Linked DNA regions of Homo sapiens: region 2 is linked to region 1. Evidence: read pairs that join two places in POLR2A ChIA-PET (ENCODE). Cell type or tissue: PC-9. All regions are shown on one strand. Each heading gives the region's core, and the rest is flanking DNA. Links, peaks and the distances in the headings are about the cores only.

The links. ChIA-PET counts read pairs that join two places held together with the same protein. Peaks named below come from ENCODE experiments on the same cell type or tissue, not always from the same donor. Only the 100,000 strongest peaks of a DNase experiment are listed, where the experiment ranks them.
Region 2: POLR2A ChIA-PET joins it to region 1 with 25 read pairs; 3 of 35 experiments call an interaction of 5 or more read pairs at or near these places.

The regions. Positions count from the first base shown.
Region 1 is chr11:19,772,254-19,783,496 of GRCh38, forward strand. The region is part of intron 1 of NAV2 (neuron navigator 2); the gene reads left to right. Among named protein-coding and RNA genes, the nearest start is that of MIR4694, 18 kb to the left of the region's middle. RefSeq lists enhancers at 1-411, 412-920 and a silencer at 4,980-5,129. In PC-9, for the core only: no CTCF peak of the experiment used is centred there; DNase peaks (open chromatin) are centred at 4,238, 5,448 and 7,658; H3K4me3 peaks cover 1,995 bases; H3K27ac peaks cover 905 bases.
Region 2 is chr11:19,822,894-19,834,136 of GRCh38, forward strand. NAV2 (neuron navigator 2) reads left to right here. Exons shown (of 38, transcript NM_145117.5): 2 at 9,591-9,708. Among named protein-coding and RNA genes, the nearest start is that of MIR4694, 68 kb to the left of the region's middle. In PC-9, for the core only: no CTCF peak of the experiment used is centred there; a DNase peak (open chromatin) is centred at 6,428; H3K27ac peaks cover 1,077 bases.

The DNA of each region.
Region 1 (11,243 bases), core at 2,087-10,086:
ATGGCATTTCTGGGGTTTCATTTCCTGCATGTAATATGACAGTAATGCAGACAACTGCAGAAATAGGGGACCAGGCAGGGAGGCCTGAGTTTTACTCCTGTTTGGTGGCTTTCAAGTCAGATGAAGAGGATCAATCACTCTCCATCTCTGAGCCTTTCTCTGCAAAATAGCAAAAAGGATCCTTTTCAGTATTGCTGTGATGAGGTATTTTCAGTATTGCTGTGAAAGGTGTCCAGTACCATGCTCAATAAATAGCCACTACTATGGCTAGGGTTTTCATGCGGCAGGCAATGTGAAGCTCTTCTGTGGTATTTTTATATTCAAGCCCAGCTATTTGGAGGCAAAATGGGCTCCCTCTGACAAGCTATCTAGCTCATTCCCTCCTCCCCATGGGGTGCCACAGTGCTTCTGATCCTTCTTTTGTCATTTTAAGACCATGTAAAAGCTGACATCCCCCCATCAGCCTTGCCTCATGTGTGGGTGGAGAGGCGTCAGCCCACATCATGCATGGGAGCAGTCTAGAGAGCCTACTTTGTCTGAAGTTCCCCTGGCCGGCCCCCACCGTGTCTGAGCTTTTTCCCATTAGTCATTGCTTTGGCTGAAAGAGTGGAAGACCCCTGTTAAACTGAAATATGTTATCTGGGAAATACATTAAGCCATTAACAGCTGGACACAAATTAGTTTATCAGACAGAGGCTGGGCTTGCAGAATTTAGGAGTGAGAAGGAACTTTATAGATCATCAGTTTCTTAGTGAAGAAAAGAAGGTCCACTGATGAGTAGCTCTTGCTCAAGGAAACACCAGTGGCACCTTTTGGGATGCCAGGCCTCAACCCTGCCTCCTGGCCTGAACCCCTCTTCATTCCACCTTGATGAGCAAGATGGACAGTCCAACTTTCATTCAGGAGATATTTATCATGTGGCTGCCATAGCTGGGCAGGTGCTGAAAATTCAGAGAAGCATGGGAGGCAGACATGGGAGTGTTGAGTGATTGAACGATGTGGGACAGGTCTCTTGTATGGTGGGACGGGAAAGGTCTGGAACAGAGGACACCACTCAGTGAAAGGCAGATCCAGACTCTGAGGGGTCAGCCCCACCAGGGGCTCCACAGTACCAGAACACTGGGACCCTACCTCGTGGCTACCATGAGAGTTCAAGAATGGTCATGCTCAGGGAGATAGGCTAAGCTGGCAGTCAGGGCCAGGGGATGGGTCAGAAAGCCATGAGCTGAAAAAAGAGGACAACAGCTGGAAGGCACCAGACCACACTTCAGGGCAGACCTTCATAAGCATTGTTCCATGTGGTCAACACAGACTGATCTCTTTCCGCTACTTCACATCAAAGGTCTTGGTGGAAGATTATGGAAATAGGAGGAAGGAGAAAGGTGGTAGGAGGGGTTTGGTGGATGAGGAGGTTGTGAGAAGCCACTTCTGTCTCTGCAAATCTACAGGGTCCTGACACCTGTGAACTCACAGCCATTACCCTTTGGAACCATCTGTACCATCATGCTGGTGATATCAGGCATCTCTTCCACTCACCTCTTCTTGCTTGGGTCCTCATACCCATCCCCTGCATGATTTCAACAGACATCTAATTGGTCTCCCTTCCTCCAGTCTCTACCTTTTTAAAGCTATCTTCTTGCTGTTACTAGGTCTTCTTAAAATGGGAGCTTGGACAAATCATTCCCCTATTTATAAGAATTAAGAATAGAGTGTCCTTTACAGCAATCTTGCTTGTCCCAGCCTACCAAATAACCCCATGTGATGTGAACACACAGAACCTGCCATGAACTTTCACCCCTCTACACCCTTGCACATGCTATTCCACCTTCCTGAGATGCTTCTCTCCTCTTGTCAAACCTGCCAGAAGCAGGTCAGCATCACCTCTGTGAAGTCCTTCCATGCTCCCCAGCCTTGTGCATTGTTCTTTTCTTTTTGCAGAGTTTGTGGAGGTCTTACTCTGTTGCCCAGGCTGGAGTACAGTGGAACCATCATAGCTCATTGCAGCCTTGAACTCCTGGGCACAAATGATCCTCCCACCTTAGCCTTCCAAGTAGCTGGGACTAAGGCATGCACAATCACACCTGGCTAATTTTTAAAATTTTATGTAGAGACAAGGTCTCACTATGTTGTTCAGTCTGGTCTTGAAATCCTAGACTCAAGCAATCCTCACACCTTGGCCTCCCAAAGTGCTAGGATTACAGGTGTGAGCTACCGCGCTCAGCCAGCTTTTTTCTTTATGACCCAGCTGTACACTATACAGGCCTCTTTTGTAGCACCTGTTGCATTACATTGCAACTGTTGGTGTATTTGTCCATTTTCTTACTAGACTGTGTGTGTGCATGGTAGGGACACACACATACACACAGAGAGAGACACATACCCCAGACAAGGAATCCTCCCTGATTCTCAACACCCTCGGCAAAGCTGGGTAAGTGCATCATGGTAGATGCTCAAGGAGTGTTTGCTAAATGAGCTAGAATACCTATGACCTAAGGTGTGTGAGATCTGAAGGGAAAGGTCACAGGCTTTATTCTCTTTAATTAAAGCTGAGGCAGGTACCTTCTGTATCTCCCTCCACACCTTCCCATCTCTCCTTGTACCATGAGTGGTATTTTTTCACCTTTTTCCAGCAAAGATTGGAAACTAGTTGCTCATTCAATGACTTTCTGCAGATGTATAGATCGTAAATGTTGTGGCTATCCTAGAAAGTATAATGAACCTAATGATGTTTTCCCAGAAAATGTATAAATCCCTGATCTTGCAGTATTTTCACACAATCAGGATTTTGGATTCTTTATCCAGCCACTCAACTCCAAGGAACTTTAGGCTTTAAAAAGCTGTGATAGAGATATCTTGTGTTTTGCTCTCTTAGCCAATAAGATTTGTCAAGCTTTATTTTTGGAAAAATTATTTTAGGATTTGTTTTCCAAATATATAAATATATTTTAATACAGAATATGCTTTTTCAAATGACACATGCTCTCTCATTTCTGATATGTTGTCCTAGCCTGTGCCCCTTCCCTTGAGACAGCAAATATTGCTGCCTCTGTTTCATTCTTCAGAAATGTGTGTAGAGATGTACATAGAAGGGCCTCTTGTAGTCATTCAGTCTAAGTTAGGGCCCGAGGCAGGATGTGGGATCTGCTGCCTGGGTCTGGCTCAGTCCTAGCTGTAGAGGAAGCTGCATGGACGGACACTAGGACAATCATCAACAGCCTTTCATTTGGGAAACATTTACTGAGCTCCCACTATGGGCCACACATTGTTCTGGGTACTGGGGAACAGTAGGGAAACAAAACAGACAAGGTTGTTGGAATTTGTAGTCTAGTGGGACAAGGCAGAAAAGAAACAAGAATACAGGTTAGCTAAGTTAACTCAGTAGGCAAAACAATGACGATGAGACAACAGTAATGGAGTGGAAGAGAGTGTGGGAACGAGAAGTTTCAACATTAGGAGTCAGAAGTCTCCCTGAAGAGGTGCCATTAGACATGAGACCATGGGCAAGTCTAGGGGGAAACAGTGCTCCGGGGAGTGGGACTATCACGTGCAAAGGTCCTGAGGTAGGAATGATTTGGATGTGTTTGAGAAAAAGAAAGCAGACCACTGTTGCTGCAACACAGCTGGCCAGAGGGTGGGAGACCAGGTTGCAGGTCATAGAAGAGAGCTGGGATTTTTAAACTCTGAAAGGAAATCAAGTCCTGAAAGGTTTAGGTAGGGTGACAAGTTGATCTAATTGCCATGTTTTAAAGATTAGAATGAAAAAGATTAGGACCAATTTTATCACCTTTCCTCATTATGAACAGTTTTGACTACGGAAATGAATATATAATAAAGCAATCCATGATTTCTCATTATAACTCTCTGCCAGTGGGGGAGAGCCAGGATTTCCATCCTAGGATGTCATGGCTGCCCAAATCAGAAACAAGTTCCGAGGTCTGGGTGGCTAGTGCCATCTTTCCTTGGGGAGCTGAAGGATTCTTGAGCCTTTTCAGGATACCGAAAGTTGCTGGGGACCCCTGGAGGGTCACTGCCAGATGAGAGGATGCTGGACCTAGGACAAGGGTTGGGCAGGAAGGTGGGGAGGTCCCCAGTCCTCAAAGGAAGGCACCCGGGGCCTGTGGCAGGTGGAGCAGGCAGACGAGGAAATAAAGGCCACAGGCTGCCTCCTCTGTCGCTGCCTGACCTCTCCTCCTCTCCAGAGGGCCTTGAATGGCCTTTCTCCAGCAGCGGCCAGGCAAGGTGTGTTTGGAAATACCCAAACTCTGTCCTTCACGTGGCAGGAAATAAATATTGCTGGGAACGCAGCGTGTGGGCTGGGGCAGGGGTGTGTGTGTGTGTGTGTGTGTGTGTGTGTGGTTAGAGTTGTGGGGGTCAGAAAATGTGTGTGTGTGTGTGTGTGTGTGTGTGTGTGTGTGTGTGTGTGGTTAGAGTTGTGGGGGTCAGAAATGCATCCATCCTGCAGCCATAGTTCCAACTGCTCCAGGGGGAGGCGGCTCTGTCAACTTGCGTGAGTTCTGTGCAGAAAGAAAATGCGGATGGAGATGAGTGCGCATAGTGAGGCGCCGGCTGGTGTCTGAGCTAAGAACCCATGGGGACCCGGGAGCCATGAACTGCGCTCCACAGCCCCTTCCCCCGGCCTCACCCCTACCCATCTTCTGCCCAAGGCTCTCCCTACTACCCACGCCCTCCCCGAAATAGTTAAGTATCCTCCCACCAACTCCGACCATCTTTCCCCCTTCGCGCCCACCGGCGGCAGTGGCGAAGGGCCCACTGAAGCGCCGGGTGCCACGCGGGGCGGCCCGCGGGCCAGCTAGGGGGCGGGGAACTCACCAGCCGCCGACCCCCCCCCCCACCCCGCCCTCGGCCGCCGCGGCCCCAGCGGCCTCCGCGCTGCGAGGAGCGGGCGCTTGGACACAGGGCGAGTTGTTTGATTTGGCGGAGGCGGGGAGGCCGGCGGGGAGCGAGCGAGGGAGGCACGAGAGCTGGGCAGCGCGGGCGCCGGTCTCCAGGGTAGGGTCCCCGCGCGCAGCAGCGGCCCCGGGGCGGGGGCGAGGCGACCGCGGGCGCCGGGGATGCCTGGAGGGGCCGCGGCCGAGAGGAGACCCGGGACTGGACGGCCAGACCTGCCGGGCGCGCGGGCAGGTGCTTCGGCTTTTTTTTTTTTTCCCCTCCTCCTTTTTCCTCTGCCCCTTCCTTCCTCGCCCTGAAGTAAGATGAGCGTGATGCTGTGGCGCTGGGAACAGAATAACACCACCATGAAGCTGGTAAGGGTGGATTGCAGACCGCACCCCCTGGGCGCTGCTCTACTTTTTAACCCCCCACCCCGCCCCCCATCCCCTTTAGGAACTGGCCCGGGTGGTGGAAAGCCCCTGAAATGCATTCCGCACTTGGTATTTCCCTTATTGTTTTGAAGCTAGATCTCAGGGGAGGTGTGTGTGTTTAAACCAGGAAAGTCGATGTGTGTATGTCTCTGGTTGTGAGTCATTGAAGGGGGGTGGGACTGGGCTGCATTATCTCTCCGTCCCTTCCACCTACGAATTCCTGGAGCTCTCTTGGATTGCACACGCTGGGATTGTCTCCTACGAGCATGTCTGCGCCCTCACAGCCTGTCCCGGGACAGCGTGGTCCGCGTCCCCCGAGCCCCCATTGTGTCTTGATACTTTGGGGTGCACATGGCTATTGATCTCTACTGCGGTTTGGCTTGTCTGTGGGGAATACATGAGCCCCGAGTGAGTGAGTATGCACCGGGTCCTCCTCCCGCCTCTCACAATGGCTTAGTTCTCTTTCAAGCTTGCAAAGAACCATCCAGGGTGCAGGTACTTTTTCCCTCCTCCGTTTTCAAAAATAACCGCCTATCAGTCCCGGGAGAGCTGAGGATAGCAGGATTTTCCTTGCTGCCCAAAGAAGCCTGAGTTGTTTCTCCATCCCAAAGAGGAAATGTGATCGGAAATCTCTGGGTTTTGCTTTTGTGAATTGTTTTTTTATCGGATAGTTTCAACTGGCGGGGACCATAATTCCCCCATTAAAGTCAGCCAGTGCTGTGGCCAAGTCGGTTAACCCCCTTGGATGTTAGTTTCCTTCTCGGTAAAATGGAGCAAGTTCCCACCTTGTAGAACTAGTGCCAGGATAAGAAATCATATTTGTGGATTGCCTGGCATATAAAAAGGATTCAGTAAGAAATAGGTATGATTAATAAACTGGAATGCATACTTACTGGTGTGAGGTCTTTAAAGATGCTACCAAAAACAAAAACAAAAACAAAAACAAAACACAAAAAAAACAAAAAGAAAGAAAGAAAAGAAAGTCACAGCAGCTGCATTGGATACCAAGATGCTAAATCAACCAAAGCTGGGTCTTCATATAATGAACTTATTTGTTGGAAAAATGGCACCTTGCTTTTCATACTTCTTGTGTTATGTTTGGCCTGCCTAACTTTAAGCTACTATTTTACAACTTCATTTAATGTGCTGTAACATTAGCAGACGTTATGCACCTTTGCTATACTATGTCATGATTCCAGCTCCCTAATCCTTTCCTGGAATCTTTCTCCAACCAGACTGGTGTGGAAGAGGCCAGAGTTTCACATAATTTCTCTCCAAGCTGTACCTGAGATGCCACTCTAACAGGCAGCATAGGAAAGCTGGGTCCCGATCTGAACTGCATAGGGTCAGGTTGCCAAACCTAAATGCTTTTTTAAAAAGAAGAAAAAGAATGATTTGCCAGGCAGGGAAAACGTGGAGCCTCCCAGGGGATGGCTTCTGGAGCTTGGTGGCAGGTGGCCATGGTAAGGGCTGGGATGTCTTCTCCACTCCGATATTGCTGCCCGTTTAGTCTATGGAGGGAGCTTTCCTCAACAAGGGTCAGGGGTCAGCCTTTATTGGGTCTGCCTGAATCTTTAGAGCTGTCTCACTTTTCAAATTAACTGTGAGGACCACCCAAGGTAGTTATGGTCCACCAAAATACCCTTTCCCCATGAGGTGGAGGAAGGGCTAGGGGAGCTCAAGCAACTGGGAAGCCCTGAGGGAGTAGCAGTTTCTGTCCCGTGTATCCCACTGCCCCAGAGCCCAGGCAGGAAGAGGCATGACTGGGTCTTGGCGTCCAGATAGCCTCAGATATCCTCAGTGATGAGCCTCAGCTTTTCTGTGAATGCTAGAAACCACTGATACATCATTAGCTGAAGTATCATTAGTTTGCATTTTGTTCATTCACTTATTGATTGATCAATTTACCCTTTATTTGTTGTGTGTTTTGTGCAGAGCACAGCCTTGGTGCCTGTGTTCGTTGTGAAAGATTTTGCTTGCAGATGATTCTTGGTTTGAATTCCAGCCTTGCCACTTACTAATCCCTGAATCAGTTTTCCTCTTTTGTAAAAGGCTGTTTTACAACTCTCTTTCCCCAGGTTGTGAAAAGATGAAATGGCATAATACAGGAACATGATCCAGCATAGAGTTGGAAGCATGTTTGTCTGTTAAATGGGAACTATCATTATTTTCTTCAGTGGTAAATGAGACATAATCTGTCCCCACTCTACGTTGTACTGTTGGGTGAATGGTTGGTTCTTCTAATGGGCCCTGGGAAAACAAACCTTTCTTACCTTTGAATCATTAGTAGCCCTCAGCAGGAAGGAGCTCCCTGGGAACATCTTGGAAGTCAATTGTGTGTGAATAACTGCTCCAGAATGAGGCCTGGGGCCAGAGGTGTGTGCCCGAACTTTTATCACTGATGCACTTCAATAAACATGAAATCAGTTAACCCACAGCTTGAAAATGCATTGTTTTGTTTGAATAGTAGAATTAAAGGTCTTGCTTCATGTTCTATTTTAAGGCTAATTGGATCAAAAATAAGGCCCAGAGTAATTAGAGGCAAAACTTGCATCTTTATATGTTATCTCTGCAGGGGAATGTCAGAAATGCACCTGCCCACCTAGGAGAGAAGGCAGTAGCTGGTAGATCCTACATCTGTCCAAATCCCATCTGACAGGGTCACAGGCCTTTGATGAAAGTGAGAGGAGGTGACTGCCCAGGTCCAAAGCACCCACTGGGAGGGGATAAGCTTGGGGCACAGCCACAGAGCATACTGTGGGTGGTTCTGACATTCTTACCACCTTCCCTCCACACCCTAGTTCCCTTCTTTTAAATTCTTTGGACTTAGGCAGAGCAAGGAGAAACAATGAGGCCACTTATGGAGCAGCTGGTATTATTTGAGGAGTGGTAGAGTCCAAGAATGGCAAAAGGAAAGGCACTGAGAGAGGCCCCCTGGCAGCCTGTGCTAATGCACGGAGTGCAGGTAGTCCAGTCAGAAAGACCTGTAGCCAGAGCTCTGCACAGGAGCCACTGCCTTGTGACATGGGCCAGTTGCTTTACCTCTTCGATCTTTGGTTTTCTCATTGTAAATTGAGACTACAGCACCTCACAGAATTACAGTAAAAATTAGGGAAAAAAATGTATCCGGATTTGAGCTCAGCGTTCTGCAATTAGTTGGTGGTCAGTGAATGGTTGCTCATATGATGACGGACGAGATGAACCAGTAGTGTGTGCATTTCTCCACACACAGAGAAAAGACTCAACAGAAACATTCCCAAAAGTCAATAGTGCCAAGTTCTTGGGGGGAAGTTACCAGGACTGTTTTTTGTTTGTTTGTTTGTTTGTTTGTTTTTGGTCTATACTTTTCCTTATATTCTAGTTTTGTACAAAGCTCATATGTTACATTTATCATCAAGAAAAGATTTTTTAAATTACTGCTAAAATCATATTAATAGCTAACATGTGTTGAACCTTTACTTTGAGCTTTATGTGTATGATTCTATTTCATCTTCTCTACAATCCTCTGAAATAAAAACTATTATTATCTCCATTATTCAGATAAAGAAATTAAGGCTCAGAGAGTTAAATGACTTGCCTAAGATTCCAGAGCTAGTAACTTTAGAAGTGCTGCTTTGTCTGATGGCAAAGGCTGTACCTTGAACTGCTGTATCAGACACCCTGGATGCCTCCTAGAGCGCTGCAGGGCCTGCTGCTGAGGTGGGTCTGCATGAGCGTGCAGTATAGATGCCTGTGCTCACTGCTGCAGTTCTCTCTGTGAGGGGCCTCTCTGTTCACTGCAATCCCCTCTTAGCCCCTTTGATCAGGGACATCCTGGGAGGGAGGTGGAGAGGAGAGTGGGGATGGGTTGGGTCATCACCCTTCAGCGTCTTGGAAAACACTTAAGGGGGCTCTTCCTCAAAATGAAGGAGAAAGTGGCTCTGCATGAAGAATAATTGAGAATAATGATGATGAGGGAAATGTGCCCCTGACCTTTGACCTTTCCCCAGAGAGGCATTGGTCAAAGACCCCCTGGGCCTGTCCACAGCCAGGCTAACAAGCAGATTAAAAGAGGTCAGTGGGTTAAAGGGCTCTGTCTGCTTCCCTGTAGTTATATTGCTCCCTCCCAAAGGCCAGGATGCTGTGGGCCCTGCAGAACTCCTGAGCTCCCAGGTGCTGTGTTTAAAAGACAAATGCTCCTTTAGCTTTTTTTTTTTTAATCCCTAACTTTATGGAGGCTTAATTGCCAAATAAAAATTGTATATATTTAAGGTGTACAGTGTGATGATTTGATCTATGCATACATTATGAAATGATTCCCACTATCAAACTAATTAACACATCCATCAGCTTGCTTCAGCTCTTTACACGTATAGACTGATTCCCATCTTAACAACTTCCGTTTTTTTTCCTGACTAAAGCTCATTAACACTCACATGAAAGTATTACCACCTTCAGCTAGAAAACAACGGTCATTTCCACTCTCAGGGACTTCTAGGACTTTCTCCTGCTTTCCACTAATTGTAACTGGCATAGATTTGACCATCTCCCAGGTACTGAAGTCATGTCCATTTTCTACTAATTCCCCAAAATCTCAAGGGCAAGAAGTTCCATTCTTTCCTTGAGAAAGCAGGTTGGAATATACAGGAATAGTTCCATATGCATTTCCGCTGTGGGTAATGAGCCCTCATAGCCTTGATGTACTTTCCTGAATTGAAACCAAAGCATGTGAGGAAGGTTTTGACTTTGGTTAATTACTAGGAAAATAAAGAAAGGAATATTGGGAGGGAAGGAGAGAAAGCCTCTGAAATTAGTAAGTGACTTCCTCTTAATGACATTTTGAGGTAACACATTTTCCTTCATTTTTGTGTTAATAGAGAAGTAGAGATTTATAATTGGTCCCTTTGGTGACCTGGCAGTGCTTACATTACTTATGCAATTGTTTTTGTTTTTGTGTGAAGCCAGGGAAAAAAATTGTTTTGTTTCTGGCTCCTGTAATGTAATGCCAGCCACCCAGAAGGCATGTGGCTAAGCTTTTCTTCAGGGTCTCTAAGACTCTCCAGGACACATGGACCAGGCTGCCATTGTCTTTCCAGCTGCCAGCCCAGAGATCTGGGCTGGGTGACCCAGGTGCTGTTCCCAAGGGTTGTTCTTTTTGATTCAGAGATTGTTACAGAAATGCTGTTTCTAATATAAGAGCAATAGCCAGGGAGGTGGAAAGGCAGTGGAAGAGCCTGACCTCCCACTAAGAATGGGTGTTAGAGTGAAGGGTTAGAATGAGTTGACAGATATTGTTTAAACAGGGTAACAAGAAGGTGTGATGGAGATATTTGGCTGGGCTGAGATGTAGTCGAGGATTGCCCTTGTGACCAGAAATAATATGTCTGGTTATAACACTGTGGAGTGGGACAAGGGTAAGCACCTGCATTATACATTATCTTTGTCATAGTGAGAGATGAGCTGTGTGCTTGCTGGGAACATGATAGGTCCTGTGGCACAAATGAATCTATAGGAAAGCAAGGCACTTTAAATGGGATTTATCAGCTCCAGTATGTTTACTGGGCTTAGGAAGGTGTGTATGTCTGTAGAGGGTCCAGGAGTGAGTCTTTTGTTTCACAGCTATAGCTTTGCCTATTTTTCTAGCATTGTTCCCGATGTGAAGTTTCAGGATTCAAGACTACTGATTTCTCGTTCCAACCTTTGTGGGATCCAGTCCATTGGTGGATGAAGTCCAACTCCTTTGTGGGATTCAAGGCCTTTTAGATGATAGCAGTGTTTTAGGTCTTCTTCAGCAGAGCTTCCACATAGAACCTGTTAGTTCCAATCAGCATGGTTGGCCTGGTGATATTCCAATTTCACGCTTCTTCCATCTCTCCATGTTATCACCCCATCCTTTTGAAGCTCAGATTGAGTCCCCTTTTTTTAAGAAGCCCTCCCTGACTT
Region 2 (11,243 bases), core at 2,154-10,153, 51 kb after region 1:
CTTACCTGGCTCAAGATCAGCTGAGAACCAAAGAGCCTTCCCTGCTGTACCCTGGGGCAGCTCAAAGGCGTGTCACAAAATCCTTCTACTTATGGGTTTTCCTTGAGGGAAAAGTTCCAGCATGGCTCTTGCTTAAACAGTATGTGCTCTTACTTTATACAGAGTTTTGTTTGAGACAGGGTCTCGCTCTGTTACTCAAGCTGAGTGCAGTGGTGATCAGGGGTCACTGTAGCCTCGACCTCCTGGGCTCAAACAATCCTCCTGCCTCAGCCTCTTGAGTAGCTGGAACCACAGGCACATGCTACCACACCTGGCTAATTTATTTTATTTTGAGATGCATTTTCACTTTTGTCGCTCAGGCTGGAGTGCAATGGCGTGTTCTTGGCTCACTGTAACCACTGCCTCCCAGGTTCAAGTGATTCTCCTGCCTCAGCCTCCCAAGTAGCTGGGATTATGGGTGCCTACCACCATGCCTGGCTAATTTTTGTATTTTTAGTAGAGAAGGGGTTTCACCATGTTGGCCAGGCTGTTCTCAACCTCCTGACCTCAGGTGATCTGCCTACCTTGGCCTCCCAAAGTGTTGGATTTACAGGCGTGAGCCACCGTGCCCAGCCTATTTCTTATTTTTGTAGAGACAGGGTTTCACCATGTTGCCTAGGTTGGTCTTAAACTCCTGGGCTCAAGCAATCTGACTGCTTCAGCCTCCCAAAGTGCTGGGATTACAGGTGTGAGCCACTGTGCCCAGCTTATACAGTTTCTAAAGACTCTGGGGTCTCTTAAGGAAGGTCGAGCAACTCAGTAGGTCCTAAGGACACATCCTTGTAAACATCAAAACACTATCATTTATAGTGACGTCCCTGGGGCCGGGGCCTGTCGGGGACTCGGGGGCTAGGGGAAGGATAACATTAGAAATACCCAATGTAGATGACGGGTTGATGGGTGCAGCAAACCACCATGGCACATGTATACCTATGTAACAAACCTGCACGTTCTACACACATATCTGAGAACTTAAAGTATTAAAAAAAAGACAAGAAAAGAAAAGAAAAAGTGCAATTGTGTTAATTAAAAATCAGATCATTATAATCTGTTTGGAAAAAAATCCCAGTGGAATTGTTTAAAATGTGTGGCTCTCAGAAGTGTAAACCTTCAGCAATCTAGAATGACTTATTCCTCCAAAACTCAGTGTTATTCATTTGAATATTAATAATGGTTGTTTATTTACTACATACTATGTGCCAGACACTGTGTTAACCACTTATATGATCTCATTTAATCTGTAAAGCAACTGTATATCACCACTGCACAAGTTCAGAAGGACACTGATGTTCAGAAGGGATATGACTCCCCAAGGGTCACCTAGCTTATAAGGCAAAGCCAGAGTTCAACCCTGGTCCACACCTACACCTGAGACTGTAGACACTTGCCTTTATGATTTTGTGGTTGCAGAAAGCCCACAAATGTCCCAAGTAATACATCAGAAGATGGCAAGGATGGGGATAGAATGATGGTCATTGCCCTAGAGGTTGGGCATGTGGGGCACTGCAGGGACATTGGGCAGAACCGGACTTTTCTGAGAAACCGGAGAGCAGAAACCCCTGTTGTGCTGTGCAGCCTTGAGCAAAAGACTTGCTTCTCTGTGCTCTGCCTGTTTCTCCAGTGTGTAGGGCTGGGGACACCATTTCACCTATTTGACTATTGTAAGGAGGTGGTTTTTAATCCCAAGGTGGGGGCTACATTAAAAGGAGGATACATTAAACCGTTAAGGAGAGAGGAAAGTGGGAAAAAGCCACCAGCTAATTTCGGTTTCCTCACCCCATGCAGCTAAAAGGTTATGTGGACTTGTGGTTGATACCTGTGGGGATGGGTATCATACTCCTTGCTAGATGCTGCAGATGCAGGAATGAATGTGTCACCAGCTTAGCTCTTGATAACAAATGGTGCATTTCGATTTTCTTAAAATTGTGAACAATTGAATAAGCAGTGACATTCTTTGTGGTGTTCAAGGACAGAATGAACACTCTACTATTGTTGCAAAATCATTTTTTATACTCCAGAGCATTCAGAACTAAACCATTTAACCACGTACTGCTCAGTCTTAGAAATGACATTGTGTTGGCTAGGTGTGGTGGCTCATGCCTGTAATCCCAGCACTTTGGGAGGCTGAGGAGGGCGATCACTTGAGGCCAGGAGTTTGAGACTAGCCAGGCCAACATGGTGAAACCCCATCTCTACCAAAAATACAAAAATTAGCTGGGCATGGTGGTGCACACCTTTAATCCCAGCTACTTGGGAGGCTGTGGCAGGAGAATCACTTGAACCCAGGAGATGGAGGTTGCAGTGAGCCAAGATCACACCCCTGCACTCCAGCCTGGGAGACAGAGTGAGACTCTGTCTCAAAAAAAAAAAAAAAAAAAAAAAAAAAAAAGGCATTATATGATGACATTACCAAAGTCTAGAGTGAGGCTTCCTGAATTGGGGCCAAACAGTAGCATTCCCCTTACAATCAATCCACTGGAAATGCCTCAGATGCTAAACGACTGGTTTACTTTAAACATTAGTCTCCACACTGGCATTTCCTTCTAAGAAATACAGTTTGCTCTGTTTCTCCTGGAGCTGCTAACCTGATGCCATCTGCCTCTGGATCCATCAGGCTGCCTGGCATATCCATCTGCATTTATAGTTTGGTAGCTAAGGCTCCATTCTAGCACTTTCAGTGCAGTTGTTTTGCAGAATTTTTCTTGGGTTCTTTAGTGCTACCCGGCTTCATTTGAGGGCTAATTGCAGTATAAACTTAGCAGTGTTATTATCCCCTTTGGTTTAACATGGTACAATTATTATCAGTTTTTGTTATTACAACTAATGATTAGGTTCTTTACTTGAATTGATCTGTCAAAATGTTCTCTTTTGGATTTCAGCCTGTTTGATGTGGAATGATGTGGAGTTATAAGCAAACAAATGATGCACTCCTTAAAATTCTGTCAGGGGTAATAAAGTGAATCAAAATGAATTCACTGTTTAGCTGTCTTAGCTTTCCTTCCCCTTTTATCTTGTCAAGCCTTTGACAGCAGCTTCTCTCCCTCACAGAGCAGTTCTGGAGCACTGAGTTTTTGGTTAGAAGGGATGGGCAGAGGGGTACCTCTGCAAGATGGAGTGATTGGAGCAAGAGGATGGCTGGACTCATTCTTGGGTACTAGTGTCAAAGGATCCTAGAGACTTTCTCGTGAAATGACTTGATGATTTAGAATTGGAATTGGGGATGGGATGGTGGTTTTGGTCTTTCCTGCTGTTCTTTGTCCAATCAGTTTCTACTGAAACTTCACAGCTATCCACCTGGGGGCAAACCAGGATGAAGAATCAATGGGCTCCTGGGGAAAAAGCAACAGCAGCCCTCAATTTTCCATCATTTTAGGGAATGAAAGCCTTTGGAGAAAACAATTCTGGATAGCTGAGGCTCAGACAGGAAGCCTGCTTGCTTTAAGCCCTTACTCAAAATCTTGAGCCCTTACTCAAAACGCACATTGCTCCGTTTTTGCTGAATTGCTGGACCTGATGAAATCTATCTTTGATGACTAAAGAAATTATAAGTTTATTTTTCAAGGGTACCCCTTGGAAGAATGATTTTCCTTGCATGAGCTAATGAAACAGCAAGTGAAGGAGATGGGGCTGAATTTATGTCCATGATTAGCATGGCCCATGAACACTGACTTAAAAAATAAATCTAGGTGTTTTCTTGATTCACTTCAAAAAGTTGAGAGCTGGGGACAGGGAGGGAAGGGAGAGGAAACTCCAGATAATTAATGATCCTTGTGAAATGGTTTCTGATTAATGAGCCTGAGCTATGGAGTGATTTATTTTCCCTGCTCCCTGCTCTTTTTAATCAATAAAGAGATTCTGATTGGAGGATTTGCTGAGAGCCCACATCATGTAAGTCTCAAGTGTAATCAGTTTCCCAAGATTTGCCCTTTTTCTCCATATTCAGCTCTACCTGGCGACCACTTACCAGCCTCCTGCGGTGGGCCAGCCCCTGTGACGCACTACCAGGAGTGCAGAGATGGGTGAGTGGGAGTGGAAAGGTGGTGCCAGCATACACGTTCTCTACATCTGCTATATCACAGGCTGCTGAGGTTTGGGTCAGGAAATTAAGAGGGACTTGATGGGGGACAGGCATTGGAATTAAGCTGGGTGAGATGGCCTCAGGCAGCAGAGGCACCTGGGCAGAGGGGATAGACTGAGTTCAGAGAGAGGGAAGTGTGGGGTGTGTCCAGTTTTCCTGAGGGTTATCGTATTATTACTACTGAGCATGTGGTATGTGTAGGTGTATCATTTCATTTGGTCCTTATAACATAGACTGGCAGACTTTCTGTGAAGAGCTGGTAGTCAGTACTTGAGGTTTTGTGGGCCACAGGTCACTCGGTCACAACTGCTCGGCTTTGCTTTGTAGCACGAAAGCAACCAGAGACCATAAATGGATGAGTCTGTGTCCTGATACCTGTCCCGAGGTTGTTGACCGCCTATTTGTTTACATAAATAGGTGGTCAGCTAGAATTGGCCCGGGTTGCAGTTTGCCAGCCGCTGCCTTATAATATGTTTGATATAATCCCTGTTTTATGGAGGATAAAACCAAAGAACAGAAAGATTAGTAGAAACTAACATTGCCCAGGGCCAAGGGCCAGCTTGACTAGCTCAGATTCCAAAGGCTGCATTCTTCCACACACGCTGCCTCCCCTTCAAAGGCTGGAGGACTTTCTGGGACAGATGGATGATAAGGCTGCCTTGACTGAAGTGTGAAGAGTTAGCCTTTATTATTTTTATTATTTTTTTAATTTTAAAAAATTGTTTTAAGAAGTTTAAAAACAGGCATGCTTAATTAGCATAATACTGAATGACAGCCAATCACAAACTGAATTTTTAAAGTGGGAAGTGTTTGCTCCTGGTGTGGTGCACCGGCCTGTAATCTGGGAATCCCAGCATTCTGCGAGCCCACGCCCAGGCCTAGGAGGGAGGATCCTTTGTTCTATGAGTTTCACAAGCCTAGGTAGTAGAGCGGAATCCCGTCTCTACCAAGGGGAGGAAGGGGAGGGTGGGGAGGGAATCAACAATGAGCTGGGCGTGATGGCACCATCTGTAGTCCCAGCTACTCGGGAGGCTGAAGCAGGATGATCATTTGAGTCAGGGAAGCTGGCTGAGTTCGAAGCTGCAGTGAGCTTTGATTACCCCACTGCACCCCAGCCTGGGAGACAGAGTGAGACCTTGACTCTTAAAAACAATTTTTTAAGGGGGGGATGGTATAAAATAGATATAAAATTTACCATTTTAACCATTTTTCACATATACAATTTAGTGGCATTATGTACATTCATGTAACAAATGGTATATAACCATCACCATTATTTATCTCCAGAACTTTTTCAACATCCCAAACCAAAACTCTGTACCCATAAAACTTCCCTTTCCTCCCTCTGCCCAGACCCTTTTAACCCCTATTCTACTTCGTCTCTATGAATTTGATTCTTGTAGGTACCTCTGTAAGTGGAAACATGCAATATTGTCCTTTTGTATCTGGCTTATTTCACTTAGAATTACGTTTTCAAGGTTCATTCATGTTGTAACATGTTTCAGAATTTCATTCCTTTTTCAGGCTGGAGTGCAATGATGCATGACGGCTCACTGCAGCCTTGACCTACAGGGCTCAGGTGATCCCCCCACGTCAGCCTCCTCAGTAGCTGTGACTATGGGCACGTGCCATCACACCCGGCTAATTTTTTGTGTTTTTTGTAGGGAGGGGGTTTCACCACATTGCCCAGGATGGTCTTGAACTCCTGGGCTCAAGTTTGCCTTTAATTCAGTGGGAAGTGGGGAGCCATTGATGATTTTTTGAACGGGTAATTAGATTAGAGCTGCGCCCTAGGAAAGTTCGTTTGGCATTGGTGTGTAGGTAAATCAAAGTTGAGAGAAGAGCTCTTGTTTCAGAATGAGAAGTTCACTTTGGCAGAGCCGTTTCCAACCACTCTATCCTGTAGAAGTTCTTGTGAGTGTACCTGATACTTGTGTGGCCTCACCGTGGCTCTATAATCGCAGTGTGTGTGTATGTGCACTTGTTGAAATAAGTTTAACCTTGGCTTCTTGCTGTGTTGTGCAAACTCACAAAGAAACCTAGTTGTAGAGACAGTATGTCTATTTTAAAGAACCTTAATCATCTAAGAAGGGATGAGCTGAGGCACAGCATCTCATCCCACTCAGCTGTGCCCTTGTTGATGTTCACTTCTCACTCAGCTGATGTTTTAGGTGCACGTGGCTTTAAACTGTAAACTTCATGGTCCCTCCCACGTGGCTGAGGAAATCCCTCCAGGGTTTGAGAGAGCAGTGTGGTGCATCCCCTAGTTAGGGAAGGAAGCCTTGCTTTATATACCAGCCTGGCCGGTTTCTGACTTGTTTTTCTTTGACACTGTGCCATACTTTGTTATTCCAGGTAGGGGATATTCCAGACTCTTGAAATTTGGCTGTGAGAAGGGGAAGAAATCCTTGAGTCATTTGTATCCTGGAGATTCAGGGTGGAGGCTGTGGCCGATTTTGTTATGTCCATTTCACGAAGCTGTTAATAAAATTTTTTATTACTAACTTTTATTTACTGAACACTTAGCATGTGCCAGATTCTGTGACCTTTGTATGTATGAGCTCATTTCATCTTCATAATACCAATGATGTAGGTATCATTATCTTGCAAATGACAACACTTAGGCCAGAGGGCACAGAGGGAATTGATAGCATAGAAGCTAAGATTAAAGCAACTCTGTCAGTTCCAGAGCACGCCTCTTTATTACCCTTCTCCCCAATTGCCTTCACTTCCTGAGCCCCAGCATGGATCAGGACAGGCACTTCCATATAGTCCCACTCTGAGTCTTCACATCGACCTTCTGAAGCAGGCCTTATTGTACTCATTTTACAGGTGAGTAAACTGAAGCCCAGAAAAGTAGAGTCACTTATCCAAAGGCATTCAGATAGCAAGGGAAAGATCTAGGTTTGGGTTTTGATTACTTTTAAAATCTGGGACCGGGTGCGGTGGCTCACGCCTGTAATCCTAGCACTTTGGGAGGCTGAGGTGGGCAGATCACAAGGCCAGGAATTAGAGACCAGCCTGGCCAACATGGTGAAGCCTCATCTCTACTAAAAATACAAAAATTAGCCAAGCGTGGTGGCATGCACCTGTAATCCCAGCTACTTGGGAGGCTGAAGCAGGAGAATTTCTTGAACCCGGGAGGCGGAGGTTGCAGTGAGCCGAGATCACGCCACTGCACTCCAGGCTGGGTGACAGAACGAGACTCTGTCTTGGGAAAAAATAAATAAAAATAAAATAAGATAAATTCTTTCACTGAGAACATAATAGAGGCATGAACCTAGAGTCAGTAGGAGGATGCCACGGAAGGGATGAATAACTCGATTAACATTCACATTTGTATTCAGAGAGGCATTGCAGGATGTCAAAGGGATTGTAAAATAGGTTAGTCTGGGCTCAAATCCTGGCTCTGCCACTTATTTGTGACCTTGGACAGGTTACTTTACCTTTCTGCTCTTCAGTTTTCTCCTCTGAAAAGTGGACACAATAATAACCTCTGCCACATAGAATGAAGATTGAATGAGTTAACGTGTGTAAAATGTTTATGTCAGTGCCTGGCATGTAGTAGGCACTGTATGTTAGTTGGATTTATTAAGCTCCTTCTCTGCATAAGGCACTCTTTCAAAAGTGCTCTTGTAGGTACTTGGCATACGTCATTAAACAAAACATACCCAAATCCCTACTCTTGTGGAGCCTACAGAACCGGGACCTGAACCCATGTCTGCTTCTTTTCCTTTTAATGTTTATTTTCCTTCCTCTCTCCCTCTTAATAATTTTCTTTAATGATCTTTTAAATTTCAAGTTGGCTATTGTCATTACAAAGGTGATGGGGTCTACTTCCTGAGCCTTCTTTGTGCTTATAAAATTGAAAATACTCTTGCTTTACTGGATCGTTGGTCTCTGACAACTGGAGAGTCACGGGGAAGGAGACTAGCATGGATTTAAGGATTGGATCCTTGGGCTGTGTTGTGAAATAGAAGGTCACTGTGGGTGCACCTTTGCAGTGGAAGACAGAGCTTCTAGGTGGGTGGGTGGTGGACAGGTGCTACAGCTCTCATCTCTTCAGGAACCAGAAGATGCAGCTCCACCTCATCACTTCCTGGTATGAGGCCCTCATGGTCCCCAGGTGGAGTAGCCAGAGATGCTACCTCCTTAGAAGGTCTCTGCTTGGCAAACCTGACCCCGGCTCCTGTTCCCATTCCAGGAGTGTTGCGGGGGGGGGGGGGGCGCGATGGGGAGTGGGGGGGGATGACCATTGTGTGGGATTACACTGGGAAAGGCATTTGGAAGAACAGGATGGAGGGTGAGGATGAGACCATATGCTGCTCTGGGAGTCACATGGATCCTCGGAGCAGGCCTACTGGTTGAGGTAGAATGATCACCTTCATCATTTTGGTGGAGACATCATGGGATTAGTACTTGAGCCTGTTGTCACTAACCAGTTGAGGCAGGACATTCTCCTTTTGACCAATCATTTGTTCCTATCCATTTGAAAAAAAGAGGTGCTGATACCCTAAGGCCTACATGTTCACATATACACTCTTCTGCAAACTCACAAGTCCATGCATGGAACTTGGCACTCAAAATCAGAAGGTTTTTTGTTTTGTTTTTGGCTTTGATGGCTGGGGAGAAAATTTTCAGGCAAGAGTTTTCTTGTGCTTGTTGGCCTGTTTCGAAAGAAAATATTCTTCTTTCCTGACCATTCTGTGACCAGGAAGAGCAGGTCAGATATGTTCCCCAAGGGGGTCTGTTCTCCTGATTCCATGGGTCAGCCAGTCTTTGCCTTCTAAAATGCTGCACACAACAGTGTTGTGTTTAAATATGTTGGAATTTGCTTGGTTTTGTTCACAGAATCCCAACAGTGAAAATGATGCCTGGCTTTTAAATTAAACCGATTAAATTTGAGATTATTGTGAGGCCATAAATAACTTCACTCACACAAGAGTAATTGAAGGGGCTCTGTTTTCATACTTGGCTTCTTTTCAAGGGACCCAGGCTCCTGAGAACTCAGAATAGCTCAATAGCCCTCCTTACCCTGAAATGGCCCATTAAGAGATGCCTGTTGGGTGGTAACCTCCCCATACGTTTTCTCAATAAAGAGAAAAAGATGGGAAGGGGTGGGGGAGACTTTGCTTGCATCTAGAGTCGCAGCCTCTCAAAGCTGCAGCCTCTCAAAGCCGTCTGGAGCAGACTGTTTAGTTCTGTGTCCCCTGTCTCATTCAGCCCTCTGCATGTTTTGAAGCTTTCTTTAGTTTTTCCCTGAATCTTGACGGCAGTCCTCTCAATAGGCTAAGGCCCAGCTATGGTTAGCTGAATGCGTGATCAGCACAATGCACTGAATTTTAATGGTGCTGGCTGGCCCTGAAAGCTCACCAATGGGACAGTGGCCACTGTGCCGGCCCGAGCAGCTGCCTCAGACTCTGAGAGGGGATCCGACTGGCTTCCTAAAGTTGCCTGTTTGCTTTTTTTACAGATCTACACAGACTGGGCCAATCATTACCTAGCCAAATCCGGCCACAAGCGTCTCATCAGGGATCTCCAGCAAGATGTGACAGATGGCGTCCTCCTGGCCCAGATTATCCAGGTTGTGGGTAAGAGCAGATTTTACCTTGGGGGTAATGAGTTACAGTGGAGCCATCTCAAAAGGCCGGGGTGAGGGGAACAGAGCACTGAAATCTCTCAGAAGGCAGCTTTCTGTCTCATGTCTTGACAATTTATTTGATTTGTGTTTTGACTAAGTTGTGTGAGTACCAGCTTGATTTTATGCTTTTCCTGTTAAGGTCACATACACAGAAATATCATCTTGATTCTCTTAGAAGAAAGGCTGGCCAAGGCCAGAGGGAAATGCTGGTGGTTTGGGGAAGATGTGTTCTGCACCACTTCTTGCCTCCCATTATCTTTCTGGCTCTCTCATTTCCCCCTTTGGATGGTACTTTTGTGGATTACTCTGGAAATATTTCCAAAAAAAAAGTAACGTGGGGCTGGTTTAATCCTGCCAACTCTACTTGGGTCTGACAAATCAAAGGCTAAGACTCCAGAGAGGATTAGATGGTCCGGGTTAATACTAGGGGAAGGGAACTTGAGCAGTGGAATTTGTCATGCCTTGACCATGTGCTGGGAGGAGAGAGTTCCTCCAGTGAAGGCACGTGGGTGGATACTGGCCACAGCTTTGCCTTGGGCCTTAAGGTAACCACCCCATGGGCCTGACTGAGAGCCCAGAGCAGACAGAGGAGGCTTACAGGTCAATTGGACAGCATTAGCCTGATTATTGTTACTGGTAGCCTTGGCCAAGGGAGAAGGTGCAAGGAGAGGACAGGGCCCAGCCTCTCTGGCATGTTGTTGTGGAAAAGTTGCTTACCCTTCAAGTGTGAGAAGTAGTCTTTCATAGTTGGAGCTCTGCTCAAATCCGTGGAGTACGTACCTGAAAACACAGAAGGTTGGCCTTAGCTGAAACTGTTGGACTACTGCTGCCATTCAAAGAGAAAGGAGTTTGTTTTCCCTGTTGTCTTGTGATTGATTTCTTAGACTACCTGCCATTGATTCTCCTCTTCTCCTTTTTCCTCCTCTCCCTGTATTAGTTTTCTGTTGCTGTATAACAAATTATCACAAACTTAGCCACTTAAAACAACATGTCTTTATTATCTCACAGCTTTTGTGCATCAGAAGTCTAGGCATAGCTTAGCTGGGTGCCTCTGCAAGGCTTCAGTCAAGCTGTTGCCCAGGGTTGCATTCTCATCTGGAGGCTTAACTGGGGAAGGGTTTGCTTCTATGTTCACTCAGTTTGTTGGCTGAACTAATTTTCTTGCTGTTATAAGACTGTGGGCCCTGGCTTCTTGGTGGCTGTCAGCTGGAGGCCACCATCACCTCCTAGAAGCTGCTCTCAGCTCCTTGCCACATGGGCCTCCCAATATCTGCCTGCTTCCTCAATGCCAGCATGGGAGAAAGCTTCTGGAACAAGTCTGCTAACAAGGTAGAATCTTACCTAACTTAACATAATCATGGGAATGGCATCTTACCAGCTTTGCAATAGTCTATTGGTTAGAAGCAAGTCACAGGTCCCTACACTCAAAGGGGACAGGATGATACAAGGGCATGAATACCAAAGTGCAGGCATCATTAGGGGTCG